2 separate regions of the Mus musculus genome follow, and region 1 is linked to region 2. Evidence: chromatin loops called from intact Hi-C (ENCODE). Cell type or tissue: heart. All regions are shown on one strand. Links, peaks and the distances in the headings refer to the core of each region. The heading gives the core; the rest is flanking DNA.

Region 1 (5,996 bases), core at 1-4,000, 460 kb after region 2:
TTTGATACATAGAAATGCCAGGTCCCGGGACACCCCATCATGTCCTAACCCTAGGGTGCCCAAACCCAAGCACTGCAAAGTCCCTTATATAAAGTAGGACACTATTTGCAGACACCGTCCATCCCTTCTTAGAAGCTAAGTGTTAACCAGTTATTATACTGTTTAGGAAATAAGAAATGGAAATAAAAAGTCCACGCAGGTATAGAAGAGTTTAACCCAGAGGAGGCCTGAATCTGATAATGTGGAGCTTTGCATGAGCAGGGGCACTGGCCTTCGCTCTCTCACATCCTGCAGTTTTGTAACTGTAGCTTGGGCTAAGTTTATGCCTCTACCAGAGAAATGCTTTGGCATGGCTGTCGCTGTGACAGAACTCTGAGTAGACATTTCTTAAAACTCTGCACTCCACTTATACTCATACAACCCTAATATTTAACACTTGAGTGCTAAGTATTGTAGAATAGCTAAGAGACTTAGAACCAACCGGAGAGCGTCTCTACTGTCCAGAGCTCAAAGTACATGCAACAGAGCTGACGGACGAGGCAGGAAAAACTGTTGTGTTCGAACAGCCTTTAAACTCTGCAGATGGGAATTTCAGAGGGATGTAAGTTATGCTATTTGATTACTGGAATCTTCGCGCTTCAGTGTGAAGAGTCACAGAGCTCGTTCATGTATGGGTATGTGGTATATTCTAGATCTAAAACTTAGCAAAACCCCAAGAGGAACTCAGCCCATCAGGTACTTTACCCAAGGCAAGGGCAGCTTCCACGGCATACTTCTTTTGAACAATACCCGCTAGAATTTCTGCCAGAGTCAAGTATTGTAGTCTTTAAAGAACTGCTCTTCAACACAAACTGTCATTTCAAATGAAGCAGGATCAACCTCAAGCATAATGCTGGCAGTAAAGTGGTTACCATATGCTTGCCACATTTGAAAGGGTGTCTCCAAACACACCGGAGACAGCATTTTGGTCTAACTCGATTTTAGAAGTAGGATGACATTATGGCTTTCATTTACAACTAGAACGGAGGATCTGGGGATTCAAATAACCATCTGGGGAAATTCGGGTTTTTTTTTGTTTTTTTTTAAAGATGACATTTACATTTTGCAGTGTTCCAGAAAAAAGTATAAAGCCACCCAACAGCTGTCTTGTTAAGCGAAACTGATTAAAAATCTCAAAGTCTTCCAGGAGTCAATGTTTATTCACTCTAAAACATCCTAAGTACGTTTAAGAGAAACATTTCTAAGACAGTAAGTTTTCTGATATAGGCAGATCAAAACATTAAAAAAGAAAATCCTTTGCAAAGAGGTAATGTAAGTCAGCTAGTCGAAAAATCAATTTAAAAGCACACGGCTTTTTGTACCTACAGAAAAGGGCAACATTATTTTCTATTAATTTTGAAAGAACTAAGTCTGTCTCAAAACCCATAAATAAAATGACTATCTACAAACTCAAAGACCATGGACACCGTGGCAGAGGTCACATTTTTCCCAGGACGCGGGGGACAAGTGACTACAATTATATCAGAGTTTTTTCTTTTAAAAACCAGACTAACAGATCAGGTGTTGAGCAATTCCTCCACTGTCAACATCCTAGTCCGGATGAACCCTGCTCTGCACAAAAGTGACAGCTCCAGGTATGTCAACTGCAAACCCCAGCGTGTCCCAGAGCCTGTGCACACATCACCTACGTGAAGGTAGAGGAATCTCTGAGGGTCTAAGCCAGCCGTCAGGAATCCCCTCCTAATTGGGCAATTCCTAATTCGTCAGAAGTCACCTAAAGTTTGCTGCGTGGGAGAGGTGTGGGCAGGGTGACCAGCCCTTCCTTATGTCCAGTTTCCTAAGCACCCTCTTCGGCCCAGGCTAACCGATGCCCAAGGCAAGAGCGAGTGACAGTCAGGGCGAGCAGTGCCCGAGACCGCTGAGCCCCGTGGCCCTGTCTCCACCGCGGTCGGGGGGCGGTGGCTCGGGGCCTGCTGCCCGAGGCTCGATACTGACCCGAGGTCGCGGCTGCCGAGCCCAGGAGCACCGCGCAGAGCAGCAGCAACGACAGCCTGACGCGGACCTGCATCCTGCTCTCGAAGGTCGAGAGCCCTCGCCGTCGCCGTCGCCGTCGCCGCGACCAACTCAGCCGCTGCCTCTGTGCCGCCGCCTCGCAGCCGCTCTTCCTGCTCAGGTTCCTTCTTCGCCCCTTCCCAGGCCTCCCTGGCCCAGAGCGCAGCCAATCCGCGCCCGCCGCTCCGTCCTCCTTGGCCAATGGCCGTGATCGCCCCACCCCACACATAGTCACGCCCCCTATGTCATCTTTTAGCCAATCATTGTGTACAGTTGTCATACCAGCTTTCCCGGTTGGACCACGGCCTCACCGACATGGCCCCAGCTAATTGGTAGCGCCTGAATCAGCGGCTCGAAGGCGGGGGAACCCTCATCCAGGACTACAACTCCCACCATGCACCGCACTAGATTTTTCTCGGCCGATGCTCTTGGGAGATGCAGTTTAGCATAAAGTCAGGTTAGAAGCCGCAGGTGGCTGAGGGCATAAGGAGTTTCAAGAAAATGATTCACTGGACTCTTGCGTTTGAACCAGAATAATTATCAAGGAACAGATATCAAACGGTTAAGAACTTGCAAGGTTGCTAAGTATTTCTTTTTAATTATTTTGAGAACTTGAACTGGACATGATATGAACGCTGAGAAATAAGCTATACCTGAACTGAAAATTTTAAATATTTAGTTAAAAAAAATACTTAAGTCTTAAAAAAAAAAAGCTTAGGTGAAGCAATACGTGAAGTTTACAGAGCCAGCAGTACAAGACAATGCCGCTTGTCATTTCCCTAATAAAACAAAAGGGAAGAAATTCCTACCAGTGGAGATTAGTTCAGCTCCTGTGATTGTTTTCACTAAGGCTTCCATATATATTAGCCACTCAATAAATGTTCTAACAGCTCTCCCAAACCCTTCAAACACTGGTCCTCATTCTTCTCTAGTGAAATATTGCAATGCTCTCTTTTTCCTTGACCAGAAAAGGGATTAGATGGTTTGTGTGGCCACAGAGGTGAGAGCCAAGGCACTTCAGGGATTGCAATAGTTATGTAGTAAGTACCGATGCACGCACAATCCCTTTGAGTGGCAGGGCAGCATCTTGATGCTTTTCAGTCTTCTTAATCAAATTGAATCCTTCTAAGATTTATTTTCCAGCACTGCATACAGAACTCAGCAGGGGGTTAGGGGGGAAAGTCTTTCCTGTCTCAGTGTCTTGACTTCTCTGAACACTTGTTTTCTATCTTTTTTGGCAGTCATTATTTTTAGGAAGATGTTAAAAAATTAGCTGCTGTACGTTTGCATCAGAGGGCATGGGGAACAGTTTCCCCCATGCCCCCCAACACCCCCTCAGTGTGTGTGTGTGCGTGCACCATGCGCATAAAGGTGTATAGGATGGAGGTTAATGTCAGGGTTCGTTCTCAATTGATCTCTACCTTCTCCACCTTATTTTTTGAGACAAGGTCTCAACATGGGCCTTGTTGATTCATCTAGCCAAACCCTGGTTTAACTAGGATGTCCCAAGGATTCTCATGTCTGCTCTGCCACAGTAATGGGATTCCAGGCCCATGCTGCTGTGCTTGCTTTTAAAAAACCTGGGTTCTGAAGGATGGAGCTAAGGTCCTCAATATTAGATCTCAGGGTGTCTGAATATTCAGAAATGAGCTCCAGCTGGACCACAGGAGGACTTCTGGTGGGTTGATAAAAGCCAGCATTCTTCAGAAACTTGTGAAATTGCTTTCCATCTGCCAAAAGGAATCATTTCTCATACCTCTGGCAGAAGTGACATACGGCTCTCCATTGACCTGGACCTGTGGCTGTATAGGAAAGCCTATGCCAGCCTCTAGGCGCTCTCAGTCTCTGCTCACAAGTACTTGTTGTACATTCCAAAGCTCTCTCATTGGTCTCTTGGCCCTTCCCTCCCAGAAGCTACTCACCCTCCTTATAGCTCACTATTCTCTACTCTTCCTGCAGGCACCCCAACCCTTATTATTCTCCCCGTCTGCCATCTCTTGCTGTCTCCAAGATTCTCTTCCTCTGTCCTGCTTTCCTAGGCCAGGCCATACACAGCCTGCTTCCCTTTCTGTTCTGGACTCTTCTAGATGCATCTGGCTGTTTTCCTGCTTATATAAACAACTAAAACCTTAACCTTATCATGGAGTGGTCATGTTGGCTGTTTCTTTACTAACAATCTGGATATATCTATATCTGTATATGTGTATATAGATAGATATAGATATAGATATATAACTATATATCTCTATGTGTCTCCAATAAAGATTTTGGGTGAGCCAGACTGAGGGTGAGAGCATGGGAGAGCTGGCTCTTACTGTTGTCTCCTGTGTGGTGGTGTGGATGAGGGAGAAATGGCTTCCTCCCCCCTCATCCATTGATAACTATGGCAGTTGGAAGAGCTGGCTCTGGAGTCACGAGAGTGGGAGAACTGGCCCTGTCCCTCATCAGCTGCAACACTTGGAAAAGTGGGTCCTGCCCTTTATCTGGGCAGCATAGTAGAGCTGGTCCTGACAGCATGGGTGTGGATGACCCAGACCTGAGGACATGAGAGCAGGAGACCTGGCTTTGCCCTTTGCTGGCTACAGCATTGGATGGACCAGCCAGGGCAAGATAGGAGAGCTCATCTGGGTGGTGTGGGTGCAGGAGAGCTGGCAGGCTGACCAGCTAGCTACCACTCAGACCCAGATCCAGGGCTTTGAAATTGCCCACTGCAACATCTACCCTATCAGTGAACTGCTGGAGTGCATAAAGAAGCCAGTCCTACAGATCCAAAACTACGGGATCTCCATGACACAGGGCAACAACAGGATGCCTGAAAGGAGTCCCAGTGAAGTTCCAGTATTGATGGTGTAGCAGAAGCCAGAGGCTTCAAACCAGACCACCGACTCATTGCGATGAACATTTGCAAGCAAAGCAGTGTGGACAAAAGGGTATGCTGTGGGGCACACTGTGACACACTACAGCTACCACAATGATTTTTTTTCCTCTGTTGGGAGGAGAGGTCACAAGGGTGGAGGGCAGGTATGAGGGGAGTGGGAGGGGAGTGGGATTGGAGTGCATGATGTGAAATTTCTAAAGAAGTGGGGAGAGAAAATGCCTCCATAAAATCAGGCTGTAGGCAGGTCTGTAAGGAATTTCTTAATTAGTAATTGATTGGGAAGAGCCCAGCCTACAGTGGGTAGTGCTATCCTTGGACTGGTATTTGTGGGTTCTATAAGAAAGCAGGCTGAGCAAGCCGTGAGGAGGGAGCCAGTAAGCAGCATACCCCATGGCCTCTGAATCAGCTCCTGCCTCCAGGTTCCTGCCCTGTTTGAGTTCCTGTCCAGACTTCTCTCCTTCAATGATGAACAGTGATATGGAAGTGTAAGCCAAATAAACCCTTTCCTCCCCAATTTTCCTTTGGTTATGGTGTCTTATTGCAGCAGTAGGAACCCTAACACCCACTGTTTTGAAACTAGAGAATAAAATAACGGTTTATTTTCCTACCTTTTATCTTACCTATTATCAAGTCTAGTCCTTTTGAACCATGTAATTACTATTAAAATATACTTTCACTAATAATTAATTTGCCAGCAGCGTGCTTTTTTATGACATTTAACTATTTTGATATTGTGTTGTGTTACTTCATATTATTGAATTACTCATAGTATTGTATGATTTGTTTTGTTTTGTTTTGTTTTGTTTTCCTTTCTCCCTAGAAACTCCCTTATTGGCCCTCATGTTCTCTTCCCTGGATGCACCTGAATCCTAGTAGCCATATTTACCCATGCCAGCCTCCCTCCACTCTAACCTAAGACACAGACAGTGGCTATGTTTCCTTAAACATCCCTTTCATATATCTGTTTGAAGTTTTCATCAGCTTCTCTTTTAACACAAAATATTTAGAACTTCCTTTACTTATAAACCAGGAATCTGTGTTCAAAGTTCTCTTTTGGGGAAGAAAC
Region 2 (8,334 bases), core at 2,261-6,260:
AAGTTGTCCTCTGCCTTCTACATGCCTGTAGCACACACCCCTGCACCTGCCCGCAATGGTTAAGTAAGTAAAAGCATACTGTCTATAAACATGAGGGCAACTTTTCTAGAGAATGACTTGGCAAAACAAGTAAATACACACACTTTGACTCAGAAACTCTGCTTCTATGATCAGTGTCTCAAGAAAACAAAAGTATGTGCATGTGCGGGGAGGGTGTGGGAGGGGGTATGGGTGTTTGTGTGTACAACTTATGTATAAGATACATGTATACGAATTTCATTTAAGAATTATAAGAAACAAATCCCCTGGTTGAGGGATACATTAACTATATCTAATCACTAAGCCACAAAGGTAAGAGTTCAAACAGATAAGGCAGTGGCCCAGGTAAGTGGAGCACACCTTGAATCCTAGCACTGGGGAGGCTGAAGCAGGGGTTCTGAGTTCCAGATCAGCCTGGGCTGTATTCCAAACCTTGCCTCCAGTATTTGTATGACCATTTAACAATACAGAGTTACATAGGAAAACAGACTTTAAAGAGCATGACTATATTCAAGACAGTCTAATGAGCCCCCTAACATGATGAAAGGTCTAATAGTGAATCTATCCTGAAGCATCTTTATACGAGTTCCAAATGTGTCAATTTGTGTAGGTAAGAATTCCTAGAGTGCATTAACCAACTAGACTTACATCTTGCTAACTCAAAAATTCCTGAATTCTAAGAATTTTCCATATGAGAAGTCTTGGTAGGAACTGAGTGCAGGGCCCCAGAACGCCTGCATCAGCGCCTCTCACCAGCAAAATACAACAGAAGGCATTCTTTCCAAAGTCCAGAATCTTGAATCTATTACAAAAATTAAGCTTTAACACTAAATCTTTGATAACCAGTGACAGTTTGTGTTGAACATTATCAAATTATGGAAATCACAAATTACAACTATTTACCTCAATAGACCATTTATTGTGTTTAAAAAAGAAAAGAAAAAGTCAGATCATTTAAACATTTAAAAAGATCAATCCGGAAATGTTGAGTGTCAGTCAAATCCACTAGAGAACAATTATAAATAGCCAAGAGGCAGGACTGGGAATCTGTGGTTGGAAAATCTGGAAACAAAACTCACTCTTTTGGCTCAGGAATTTCCAAGCAAGGAGCCTATTTGCACCTTGAACACATTTCTGACAAATGCTTATAAGTGTGAAAAGGAGTTGAACGTATTGCCTGGGAAAGGGACCCCAGCCCTCTTTGGGAGAGAGCAGGTTTCCAAACACCTGTTTAATAAAAGCAGCTACACTGCTGGTTTTGGTAAAGGTGAAGGTGTGTGTCCACTCATTTGTTCATCTGATTTCTTTTTGCTGTACCATGCACAGCTACCCTGTTTTAATTTTATATGAATATCAAAAGGGGGCTTCTTGCCCCACCCCAATTCCTACTTTTGGCATGGCCCTTCCCACTTTGAATATACAGTAAATGTAGACCATTTCCTCAGATGCTACACTTGGGAAAAAAGCATACTTACAAAGTGCACTCCCAGAACTCTGCGCTGCCGTCCTTTGAGCTCAGGGTACCTGCCTCCTATCATTTCTTCATGAGGTTCAGGGCAAGAGGTCTAGTCGAGTAGATGATCTTTTGGGTTGCCTCTACACTCCCTCCAAAACACCTACAAACCAACGAGACAGGGAGCAGACAGAACTATAACTTGAATTTTTAATGAAAATGATTTTATCTTTCTGTACTGGCTAGTTTTGTGTCAACTTGACACAGCTGGAGTTATCACAGAGAAAGGAGCTTCAGTTGGGGAAACGCCTCCATGAGATCCAGCTGCACGGCATTTTCTCAATTAGTGATCAAGTGGGGAGGTCCCCTTGTGGGCGGTGCCATCTCTGGGCTGGTAGTCTTGGGTTCTATAAGAGAGCAGGCTGAGGAAGCCAGGGGAAGCAAGCCAGTAAGGAACATCCCTCCATGGCCTCTCTGCATCAGCTCCTGCTTTCTGACCTGCTTGAGTTCCAGTCCTGACTTCCTTGGTGATGAACAGCAATCTGGAAATGTAAGCTGATCAAACCCTTTCCTCCCCAACTTGCTTCTTGGTCGAGATGTTTTGTCCAGAAATAGAAACCCTGGCTAAGACACTTTCCTATGCACAGATCAGAGAATACCGGGAGGAGTGAAAATACACTCCTATGCCGTCCAGAAGCCCATGTGGTACCAGATGCCCAGCCTGCAAATCCCTAGCACCCGGTATCTTCTATCCATAACTCACCATCACTAGACTTGCTAGGTCACGCTAGAGGGTGAGTTGTACCCCAAGTCTAGAGAAAGTACTCACTCTGAGTATATCTATCAGGTGGGAGACTAACTTTAGTAGTAAGATTAACATGCAGGCTCATTTGTAAGTCTAGGCTAGCCTCCACCTCTTTAAAGGCAATATTATATATGTATGGTGGATCAGTTCTCACAGTGATCAAACAAATAAATAAACAAATGCATTGTGTATTTGGTTGTAGGAAAGTGCAAAGGGTAGAAAGGATTCTCAACACTTTATGGCTACTTCTAAAACTGTAAGGACCCTTAGAAAAATCATCTAACAAAGCCGATATCTGTATACTTCAATAAGCATTCCAAGAAGGGTATTCTGGGAAAAGAAAAGAGATGTGAGACTAGGAGATGTTCAAGAGGCCAGTTAAGCAAAGGCTTACTACACACTTATCTAACAAAGCAGCCTTCATCACATGACGAGCCCTAGGCACGATGAAATTTCTCTACGTTAGTGGTTCTCAGCCTTCCTAATGCCACGACCCTTCAATACAGTTCCTCATGTCATGGGTTGGTCCTCCAACCATAAAATTATCTGTGTTGCTACTTCATACCTGTGGTTTTGCTCCAGTCATGAATTATAATTTCAATACCTGTGCTTTGCAATGGTCTAAGGTGACCCCTGTGAAAGGGTCATGTGATTCCCCATGCTGACGCGACTGGCAGGTTGAGAACCACTGCCCTATACCAAGCTACAGCTGTCAAAGTTCATCTTCTCTCTTGCCTGTCCAGTGCAGCAGTTATATGGCTATGACAATAGAAACCTGGCCAGCTCAAATTGATACACACTATGAATATGAAATATCAGTATATGCCAGATTCTGAACATCCTATACCATTATCAAAAAACATAAGGCCCTGGTAGTACCAGAAGCCTCTGCTCTCTGCACGTGGAGGATGAGGCAGGTAGATCTCTGCAATGTCTAGACCTGTCTGGGCTACACTGTGAGTTCCAGGTCAACCAGTGCCACACAGTGGAACCCTATCTATAAATAAATAAATAAATAAATAAGCAAACAAACAAACAACACAAAAGTTTCATATTTGCTACTTGTATATTTACGTGAAGTAAAATATACTTCAGTACATTTTATGCCCTGGGCCAAATAAATTAAGATTAGTCTCAGAAGTTTCCTTTTACTTTTATTGTAATACAGGTACTATAAAACTAAAAACCACTTGAACGGTTCGTATGCTATTTCTGTTAGACGCAGGAAGTTTTAGGAAGAAGTAACGAGAATTTGCTAGGTGCTAGGCACTGTGCCAAATGCTTTGCATAATCCTAACAAGGACGCTACAACATCGAGCTTTGCCTAACAGACCCACTCCCTTAAACCAACCCTGACTGGCAGCTGGGATTCAAAGTTTGGTATTTTTATTAATTAATTCCAAAAGGGGGCGACTAACCACTATGACCCCGGGCATCTCCTTACTTAGCAGAGGAAAATCGAGTGACGAAAGGACAGAGATATGCACCAATTATACCCCTGGGGCAGTCAAAACCAATGTCAGACAGCTTGAAGCGCCTAGGAGGGAGCCCTGGGCAAGCTGCTCCAAAGCCAGGACAAGGCGCGTTGAGTGAGGTGGCCAGGACCTGACCGTGGACGAGCTGCTGAGGGATGCAAACACGCCATGACCCCCACGTCACCAAACACTGCACCCACACTCCCGGTCCACCCCGCGTACCCGTGCAGATCTTGTGTCTCCACCCTAGGACAAGGGGAAGTGGGACGCAAATGTCTCTGCAGGGGGAAATGAGAGAAAGGACAAGAGAACAGAGAAGGGCAGGTACCTTAGACCCAAGGTGACTCCAAGTTCTTAACGCCGGATCATCACCGAGGCCCCACCCGGCTCCCGCGGCTACCAGCGACCCCGAAGGTGCAACTGACCCAACGCTGCCTCGCAACCGACTCCGCTCACCCGGGACTTGCAGCTATGGCAACTTGAACTAGCCGCCCAGGCACCGCTAGAGCACAAGACGCGCCGCCGCCGCCTGGCCCTCTGGGAGCTGTAGTCCATCCCACACTCCAGAGCAGGGAGATGTAGCAAGAAATAACAGGAAATGACAGGAGATAAACTGCAAGTCCCAGCATGCTCTGAGCAGGGCCTCTACTTGCCTTTCCCGGAAGAAACTGGCTAAGCGGTCTTTACAGACCTGGAGCCCTGCCTTCTTTTCCCGCACTAATTTTGTTTTTTTTAAGGGCCAGTAGCCTGTGAAGCCGCAAACTCCTGCTCGAAAGTGAATTCAAATGTCTCGCGACACTGAGTGTAATTTTACTTATTAGGACACATCAAAGGATAAAAGCCAACAGTGAGATTTTAAAATCGCTTTAACGTCCTATTCTAATGGCTTAAGGCTTGGAGGGGAGTAAACAAGTTTATCAAGTGAAACACTCTCTGCCTGGAGTGACTAAGATCTCACCTCTCCTCCCTGGCAAACTACAAATGCAATATGAGGTAGTATGTTCCTTACTAGCTTGTTATGTCCTCACAAGAAAATGAAAGAAGTGTTTTCTGCTCGGGGGGGTGGGGGGGGGAGTCAGTTTCAGCTATAATGAGAGAATTAAAACCTTAAGGAAGGAGAGCTTTGAGAAAAACTAAGAAGTGAAAAATAATTAGGCACCTTTCTTTTCCTTCTACTCTGTCAAAGAGAGAGAGAGAGAGAGAGAGAGAGAGAGAGAGAGACTCGATCCTCCCCAAAGCTAGAATTAAATTTTATCTGATCTATGAAGGTTTTCCTGAAGCCTAAAAAACAGTTATCAATGCTTCTTAACCTGTGAGTAGCGACCTTCAGAAAACACATATTTCTGATGGTCATAGGAATTGAGAAACCACTCCATAGCAAAATTACAGTTTTGAAGTGGCAATGAAAATAAATTGATGGTTGGGGATTCCTAACACCATTGGAAATATATGTTTTCTGATGGTGACGCACAGGTTGAGAACTGCTGATCATTGTATAATCTAGGTTTTCTATTGTGGACATTTTATGTTAGAATCATGAATTACCCACTTAATCTTCCCACTTAGGGATTGAAACAAATGGATCTGACCTTTTAAAATATCTCCTTCCCCCCAAAGTCCCCACCCTGCTCACTTAAAGGCTTTTCCTATCAAGTTTAAGCATAAATTTTTCTAAAGATTTACCTAAGTAATTGCATCCACAATTGTGCCTCTCCAAGACACTACAGCTGACACAGAGAGCAACTTAATTCAGAACAACCATACCAGCAATGCCTGCAGAGGCATAATGGCTCTGTTCGTTAATAGCTAAGTTTCACAAGATAATTTTATTCAGTTTAGCAAATATGAATATTGAATCATCTTAGGATTCTGTCTTCTAGAGAGAAGACACAGGGGTAATGAAGAGATTTAAAAGTACCATTGTTTTGCTTCAGTTGCTTAGAGCCAATGGAAGGAGATGAATGGAAGCAATTCATGACAGTGGTGGAGGGGAGACCACTGCCACAGGATCTATGTAGAAACACAAGAGAAACCCTTCCTTAGGAAAGTATATCTGATCAACTGCCAAAAATGTATTACCCAAATGCTAGAATAACTTTGGTTATACGTGAGTGCATTACATTAGTAAAAATTAATTGTTAATAATATTGTTGTCCAGCTGTGTGTGTTCAGTTCTATTGACTCCGTTTTAAAGTGATATTGGACAAACAAAGAAAAAAAAAAAAAACCTCTGAAGACACAGGTGGGACCACAGAAACAAGATTTGAGTTAATTGTGATTAGAAATTTGTATATGCATGATTAAATTAATACCTAACATCAACTGCCTTTATTAACAGATGTGGCATGGTATGGGGATTAAAAGTAGTAAAGTCAGATCATAGAATGGGTCTCCTTTGCTTCTTAACAAGATATATTTTTAATCGGAAAATTGTGTTGTGGCTCCCAAAGACTCTGAATTCCTTTTCATTGACACGGCTGGTCCGTGTCATCCACACCACCAGTCCATTGGAGCTGAGTCACATGAATCTAGACTTGGGCAAAGCTAGGAGAGTTCCTTGAGGTATTCCTCCTTTGTCCATCATGCAGCAGGAGTGGGCATGGTGAGTCAGTTTGCTAAGCCTGCCATAACAAAACACCAAAGAAAAGGTGGCTTGAACGATGGGAATTAACGTGAGAGACTGAGAAAGAGAGAGAGAGAGAGAAATACTTCATATACCAGAAGGCTGAAAGTCACAGATCGAAGTGCCAGCCAACTGGAGTGCTCTCATTATCTTCTGTGTGGCTTTAAATGCCATTGTCCTTTTGTGAGCACAGAGCTGGTTTATCTCGTTACCTGTTTAAAAAAAAAAAAAAAAAAAAAAAAAAAAAAAAAAAAACACAGTTCTATTGGATTAGGGACGAAATCTGATGGACTTGCTTAATGTTATCTCTTTAATGAACCTGTCTCCAAATTCTACTTTTATGTCTTTAACAAATGTGTCTCCAAATTCAGTCACACAAGCAGTTTCAAAAAAAAAAAAGTGAATTTTGTGAGGGCAAGAAACAGTTCAGAAGGTAACAGCACTCTGGCCCAGGAAGCCTTAGGTTCGTTAGTGTACCCCAGTGCAGAGTACCAACAGAAAAGTAGACAAGGGAGATATCTCCAGATGCCTTGCCTACATCACATCATAGGATACAGGCTAAATGTAGAAACAATCACATCCACATCATGGGTCCCCAGAAGTCTTGTGTATATTACAGAAGCCCCCTTCCTCTGACATGCTGGCAAGGAGTAGACACTCAAAACAGGCCAGGCCTATGGGGGTCCTTAGGCACTGAGAATTTAAAATGAAATCCAAATTCCTATTTTATTTTCTGATTATTTTGATGTTCAGGTAAAAGCTGGAGTAGTCACCAGGAAAGGGGCATCTTCATCTACATTCAACAAGCAGCTGAAAACGTCATTCTGAGGATAGATGGCAATAGAAACAAAAGGTAATAGGAAATACACCCTAGAGAATAGAGACCTGCTTCCTGACAGCTTCCATGTTCCTGGCCCCATCCCCTGGTTAGTCCTACCAACGTTGCTTGTACAGACTAGTGTTCCAGGAGGCAGAGCAGTGGTTCTCAGCCTCTGGATTGAAACCCCTACGAGGGTTACATGTTAGATATCCTGCATATCAGATATTTACATTACGATTCATAACAGTAGCAAAATTACAGTTATAAAGTAGCAATGAAATAATGTTATAGTTGGGGGTCACCACAACATGAAGGAATTAAAGGGTTGCAGCCTTAAGAATGTTGAGAACCACCTCACTAGAGGACGCTGAAGGTTAAATGTGCAGACTCAAACCTTCGTTGTAATAACCAATGGCTATATGACTTCAATCATAGTGCTTCCTCTGAGATTATTTTCTTCTATCAACAACAGGAAAGAGTACTATCTCATAAGCAATATTGCTTCAAGGAAAAAATAAAGTAACATGTAAGATAAAAAGCATCACATATTGTTTCTTCATCAGATGGAGCCCTAAATATATGCTAATTGATGAGAACTAAATTCACCCTATAACAGTCCCGTGAGCAACAGGACTTTATTTTGTTCTTTGTGTGTGTGTGTGTGTGTGTGTGTGTGTGTGTGTGTGTGTATTTTATTTACATTTCAAATGTTCTCCCCTTTCCTGGTCTCCCCCACCCCAGACCACCTATCCCACTCATTCCCCCTCCCCCTGCTTCTATAAGGGTGTTCCACCCACCCCTGTCTCCTTGCCCTCGAATTCCCCTGCACTGGGGCATCGAGCCTTCAGAGGACCGAGGGCCTCTCCTACCATTGATGCCCAACAAGGCCATCCTTTGCTACATATGGGGCTGGAGGCATGGGTCCCTCCATGTGTACTCTTTGGTTGGTGGTTTAGTCCCTGGGAGCTTTGAGGGGTCTGGTTGGTCGATATTGTTGTTCTTCCTATGGGGTTGCAAACCCCTTCAGCTCTTTCAGTCCTTTCCTTAATTCCTCCATTGGGGACCCTGTGCTCAGTCCAATGGTTGGCTGTAAGCATCTGCTTCTGTATTGTTCAGGCT

The links. A loop is a pair of places that touch in the nucleus more often than their neighbours do. Peaks named below come from ENCODE experiments on the same cell type or tissue, not always from the same donor. Only the 100,000 strongest peaks of a DNase experiment are listed, where the experiment ranks them.
Region 1: a loop joins it to region 2, with 5 times the contacts of the local background. A loop is called at or near these places in 1 of 42 quality-filtered maps.

What each region holds. Positions count from the first base shown.
Region 1 is chr12:91,846,964-91,852,959 of GRCm38, forward strand. It overlaps Sel1l (sel-1 suppressor of lin-12-like (C. elegans)), which reads right to left and starts at 2,194. Exons shown (of 21, transcript NM_001039089.1): 1 at 1,996-2,194. The coding sequence starts at 2,068. In heart, for the core only: no CTCF peak of the experiment used is centred there; a DNase peak (open chromatin) is centred at 2,318; H3K4me3 peaks cover 1,758 bases; H3K27ac peaks cover 637 bases.
Region 2 is chr12:91,380,134-91,388,467 of GRCm38, forward strand. Cep128 (centrosomal protein 128) reads right to left here and starts at 4,276. Exons shown (of 26, transcript NM_181815.3): 1 at 4,101-4,276; 2 at 1,515-1,655. In heart, for the core only: CTCF peaks have their summits at 4,287 and 4,487; a DNase peak (open chromatin) is centred at 4,338; H3K4me3 peaks cover 1,719 bases; H3K27ac peaks cover 1,375 bases.